2 separate regions of the Homo sapiens genome follow, and region 2 is linked to region 1. Evidence: read pairs that join two places in POLR2A ChIA-PET (ENCODE). Cell type or tissue: OCI-LY7. All regions are shown on one strand. Links, peaks and the distances in the headings refer to the core of each region. The heading gives the core; the rest is flanking DNA.

Region 1 (2,917 bases), core at 122-2,621:
TGCCTCCCAGGTTCAAGCGATTCTCCTTCCTCAGCCTCCTGAGTGGCTGGAACTACAGGTGTGCACCACCACGCCCAGCTAATTTTTGTATTTTTAGTAGACACGGGGTTTCACCGTGTTGGCCAGGATGGTCTCTATCTCTTGATCTCATGATCCGCACACCTCGGCCTCGCAAAGTGCTGGGATTACAGGGGTGATTTTTTTTCTTTATAAAATTTTATTGTTCTTTCTTTCTTTTTTTACTATTTATTTTAATTTATCTTTTTAAAAATATTACTTTTTATTTTTTTATTTTTCCTTTTTGAAACTTCCAGGTTCTAAGAGCACTAAGTCCTGGTGAGGGATATTTCAACTGAGCCCTAGAACCTGAAAATCTCAATAGTATCTCTCCCTCCAAAAAATATATTATATGCCAATGGAGTGTGAGGAAGGAGTATGACCTTCAGATCTTTTGTTTTTTTTTTTGAAGGTGGGGTTTCACTATGTTGCCCAGGCTGGTCTCAAATTCCTGAGCTCAAGGGATCCACCTGCCTTGGCCTCCCAAAGTGCTGTGATTACAGGCACGAGCCACCACACCCAGCCATGAGCTTGGCAGGGGCACATGACTGTAATCCCAGCTACTCTGGAGGCTGAGGTGGGAGGATCACTTCAACCTGGGAGGTGGAGGTTGCAGTGAGTCGAGATTGCACCACTGCGCTCCAGCCTTGGCGACAGAGTGAGACTCTATCTGAAAAAAAAAAAAAAAAAAAAAAAAAAATCCCAGCTCTATTAAAAACTCTGTGCTCAGGAAAAAAAAAATGTGTGGAGGTTCTGACACTTGTTAAAAATAATACAAAACACGGAAGAGAGGCAAGAAACAGGGCTGTATGTTTTCAGTGTCATACTTGAGTTCTGTATGAAAGACCTACCCACAGATGATTTAATTCCCTAAGGAAATGATCGTTTTTTGGCATGCGATTTACTATTGACTAGGCCCAGACTCTGCGAAGTTGCATGTTAACTTGCAGATTTTTGTCTGGTAAAGATGCAAATGACTTCTCTTTAGTAGAAAAAGTACCGCAAATGGCCATAATCTTATTGCCCTGTAGCACGTTAACTAGTTTCAGTCTCTAACCTAGCAAATTTACTCCAGCATGTCTTTCCTGGAGAACTTTATAAATCTCTATTTCTCATATGCATTTTGAACCAGCTTTACTATCTGCAGATTCCTTCACTGATAAGTCAAACAAATCTTTCTTTCTCTCTCTCTTTCTCTCTCTCACACATACTAACACACACATATGTATATATTTGTCTGGGAACCATATTTTAACTTTGGGCAAGTTACTGATACAGGAGCTAGAAAGAAATTATTTAGGCAGATGGTGAGGGTAAAAGAGTCTTCAGTAAGGTTTCCTTTTAATAAAAAGCAGCCCCGAAATCATTTCTTTTCTAACAAAGAGCAGCCTAAAAAATCAAGCTGCAAGCAGAGATGAATAAGCAAGCTAAAAGCTTGCATAGGTAAATGCTGGCAGCTGTGCCAATAGCAAAGGGATACCTGGAAGCCAGGGATGTTCAACGTAGAGGTTCCCTCCTTCCTTTTCTTTGTCACCATGTGTGCAGTAAGAAAGCAGGCAACATGGCACTGTCCAGGTAAAGACTCCATCTGCATAATAAAAGATTAGGGTGGGACGGCCAACTTCTTTGCGTGCTATGCAAACGGCACACCTCGTCTGACCAATCTCTTGTGCCCCATGTAAATCAGATACCGCCTCCTCAAGCTTGTCTATAAAACCCTGTGCATTTCACCACGGAACTGGAAGACCCACTAGGGTGTGCCTTTCTCTGTGCAGGGAGAGAGAGCTGTTCTCTTTTTCTTTTGCCTATTAAACCTCCGCTCTTTTTTTTTTTTTTTTTTTTGAGACAGACTCCCGCTGTGTTGCCCAGGCTGGAGTGCAGTGGCACGATTTCAGCTCACTGCAACTTTTACCTCCTGGGCTCAAGCAATTCTGCCTCAGCCTCCTGAGTAACTGGGATTACAGGCGCCCACCACCACGCCTGACTAATTTTTGTATTTTTAGTATAGACGGGGTTTCACCATATTGGCCAGGCTGGTCTCAAACTCCCAACCTCAGGTGATCTGCCCACCTCGGCCTCTCAAAGTGCTGGAATTACAGGCATGAACCACTGCACCTGGCCTAAACCTCTGCTCTTAAACTCCTTTTGTCTCCATGTCCTCGATTTCCCTGGTGTGAGACAACAAACCTTGGGTATTTACCCTGACAATGACGTTGCTTCATTACTAATAACTATGGTTTTCCTTACCCCTTAGTTTTCTCTTGTAGTCAGTGCCACATGGGAAAACACCTTTTTCTTGGTAAGAGATTTTTCCAGTCTCCACAGCTTCGAGGGCTTATTTTACTCAGCTCGTAATTTACAATTGAGTTTTGAACATGTGAGGTTTAAGATGTCCTTGAAACATGCTACAGGAAATTTATTTTATTTTGTAGAGATGGGGCTCTCACCATGTTGCCCAGGCTGGTCTCAAATTCCTGGGCTTGGGTGATCCACTGTTCTTGCCCTCCCAAAGTGCTGGGATTACAGGCATGAGCTGCCATACCTCATCAGAAAATTTCAAGTAAATTCTGAGTTTGGAATTCAGGAAGAGGCCTGAGTTGCCAATATACGTTTGGGAGTCATTGTCATGATTAAGAAGGTACTTAATAAAGTCAAATGGAGCCAGGCGCAGTGGCGCACACCTGTAATCCCAGCACTTTGGGAGGCCAAGGCTGGCAAATCACGTGAGCCCAGGAATTTGAGACCAGCCTGGGCAACATGGTGAGACCCTTCTCATCTCTACAAAAAAAGTATTTCCTGGACATGATGGCATGTGACTGTGGTCTTAACTACTCAAGAAACTGAGGGGGTAGGATTGCTT
Region 2 (2,917 bases), core at 125-2,624, 230 kb after region 1:
TAGGGACTTCCTCAAGTTCTCATAGCCAATTAGTTACTCTAGAGCTTCCTGTTGGCAGAGCCCAGGGCTGCAGAGCCCTGGGTGGTCACCTACCACACAGCCTGCCTACACACCAGTGACACACAAATATTGTCCTTCTCAATGTACCCCATGACATGTGAATGGTTGGGAAGCACAGGAGAACAGAGCTTGGGGGAGGTGCTGACTTCCCATAGAGCTCTGTCCTCATCCTCTCCAATGTAGGTCAATGCTTGCTCATCTGTTTCCTCACTAGTCTCTCTTCAAAGTTGTTTTGCTTTGTTTTTTATTCCCAGTTTCCTCTTGATCAACCTGGTCCAGACCCTGGCCCTATCCCCAGCATGGTTCTCCTGTTCTCCTCTTTGGGGAGCTCTGTACCACCCCGGTTAGCAAGATAAAGGCAGCCACTGATTTCTCAAGGGTATACCACACTGCCTTACAACATATAGGCATGTTCTAGGCCTCATATGATACCGTGTCTAGAAACATCCCATCTGGGGCCTTCTGTACATCCATGGTCACTTCTGTAAGGTGTGAATATTTGAGTCATACGGAGCTGAGAGATTCTGAGTAAAGTGGTAGGCCCACTTTAGCTTCTCTCACTGCTCAGTGGCCCTGGAGCAGGATAGATTGGGCTGGCCTACTCCATGCATCCCCAAGGAGTGCTCTGAGGTTGTGCAGCGCTCAGTTACCTATTAATCTTATTCAACAAATTCTTACTAACTGCTACCAATGAGGAAGGCCTTTGGTGAGCTGAGCATACATTGATGAAATACAGCAGCCATAGAGATCTATCTGGGGCATTAAGGAGATGCTTTAACTTCTTTTATTTATTCAGCAAATATTGATTAATTTCTAACTCTTAAACCTTTGTACTAGTGGCTAAGGATGCAATGGTGATAGGATGAATACAGTCTCTGCTTTCATGGATCTTACATTCTAGAAGGGAATATAGATTTAAAACAAGTGAATACACAAGTAAATCATGACAGATGCTAAAAGTTCTGTGAAAGTAACAAAATACTAAATTGGGAAGTAAGGAGATGAGTGGGAAACCCATTTTAGATAGAGTGATCAGGGAAGGCTTCATTGAGAAGGTCCTGTTTAAGCTGAGATGTGAGGATGACAGGGAGATCATCAGATAAAGAATAAAGAGAGAATATTCTAAACATAGGAAATAGCATGTGCAAAGGTCCTGAGGCAGGAAAGTTTAGTGTCACAGTGAGAACCATCCCTATGGGAACATTCCTTGATTCTCTCCTTTCCACTTGTGCCACAGAGGCTACCTTTTAGAAAGGGAACAGGCATTTCAGTTTTTCTGTATGTGACAAATATTTTTTCTCATTTCTCTCTTCCAGAAATGGTTTAAGCAGCGCCTGGCAAAGTGGCGGCGCTCAGAAGGCCTGCCCTCAGAGTGCAGATCCGTCACAGACTAAGGAGATGGCAGGCATTGACAGCTTCACTCCATGAAGGCCATCTCTGTTTCTCTCCTCCGCTTAACCAAGCTGTTGTGGTTTTTCAGCATAGTGTTGTATGTTCCATTGCTAGCTGTCCTGCTGTTTAACACAGTGTTGTATTTTTTTTCTAAATGTACATAATTAGAAAAGAAAATAACAATAGGAAGCTATGTGTATCTTCTGTGTAAAGCAGTGGCTTCACTGGAAAAATGGTGTGGCTAGCATTTCCCTTTGAGTCATGATGACAGATGGTGTGAAAACCATCTAAGTTTGCTTTTGACCATCACCTCCCAGTAGCAATTTGCTTTCATAATCCATTTAGCAATCCAGGCCTCTGTTGAAAAGATAATATGAGGGAGAAGGGAACACATTTCCTTCTGAACTTACTTCCCTAAGTCACTTTCCTTATGTATCATCTAATACAATGATGGTTGAGTGAAAATACAGAAGGGGTGTTTGAGTATTCAGATTTCATAAAACACTTCCTTGGAATATAGCTGCATTAACTTGGAAAGAAGCCTGTTGGGCCAGAAGACAGAAACTCCAACTGGCAAAAAAGCAAGCATCTAAGAAAAAAAACCACCAAAGTTCTTGAATTTACTATATTTAAATGCATTGGTTAAGTTTATTTTGCTAAATAAAGTGAACTGCTTTTTGTCTCTAAAATGATATTCTAAATAAAACCTTAACTTTTTGTTGAAGATGCACTGAGTGAGTTCTCTGCAGGTTTTTAACGAAATAAGAAACATATCAAAGAGAAACAAAATAATAGCTCCTATGTGGTAGGAGCTGACTGACCAGGAGAGCTGCCATTTTCTAAATCCTTGCTACTCAAAGTGTGTTCCAGGACCAGCCTCATCAGCATTAGCTTCAACCTGGTGAGAAATGCAGAATCTCAAACCCCGTTCCAGACCCAGTGAATCAGAACCTGCATTTTTAAGAAGGCCCTCAAGCGGTTTATATGCACGTGGAAGTTGGAGCAGCACTGTTCTAACAAACTCTACACTCAATTTGCATTCATTTACTATCATAGCACACTAGATGTCTGCTATGGCCTGAATGTGTCCCATCCCCCCCGCCCACACCCCGGCCCCCAACAAAATTCATATGTTGAAACTTAATCCCTAAGGTGGTGATATTAGGAGGTGGGGCTTTTGGGAGGTGACCAGGTCATGAGGGCTCCACCCTCATGAATGGGATTACTGCCTTATAAAAGAGGCCTGAGCAAGCTTGTTTGCCATTCTGTCATGTGAGGATACATAGGAAGCACCTGGGAGGAATGGACCCTCACCAGATTGAGGGCTCACCATAGTCTGCTGGTGCCTTGATCTTGGAGTTACCAGCCTCCAGAACTGCGAGCAATAAATTTATGTTGTTTACAAATTACCCAATCTAAGATATTTTGTTATAGCAGCCAAACAGAGTAAGACACCATTTTAATA

The links. Peaks named below come from ENCODE experiments on the same cell type or tissue, not always from the same donor. Only the 100,000 strongest peaks of a DNase experiment are listed, where the experiment ranks them.
Region 2: POLR2A ChIA-PET joins it to region 1 with 14 read pairs; 3 of 35 experiments call an interaction of 5 or more read pairs at or near these places.

Annotation. Positions count from the first base shown.
Region 1 is chr4:56,873,199-56,876,115 of GRCh38, reverse strand. No RefSeq gene overlaps it. Among named protein-coding and RNA genes, the nearest start is that of REST, 33 kb to the left of the region's middle. In OCI-LY7, for the core only: no CTCF peak of the experiment used is centred there; no DNase peak of the experiment used is centred there; H3K27ac peaks cover 120 bases.
Region 2 is chr4:56,647,257-56,650,173 of GRCh38, reverse strand. It overlaps HOPX (HOP homeobox), which reads left to right. Exons shown (of 4, transcript NM_032495.6): 4 at 1,377-2,176. The coding sequence ends at 1,454. Among named protein-coding and RNA genes, the nearest start is that of HOPX, 33 kb to the left of the region's middle. In OCI-LY7, for the core only: no CTCF peak of the experiment used is centred there; no DNase peak of the experiment used is centred there.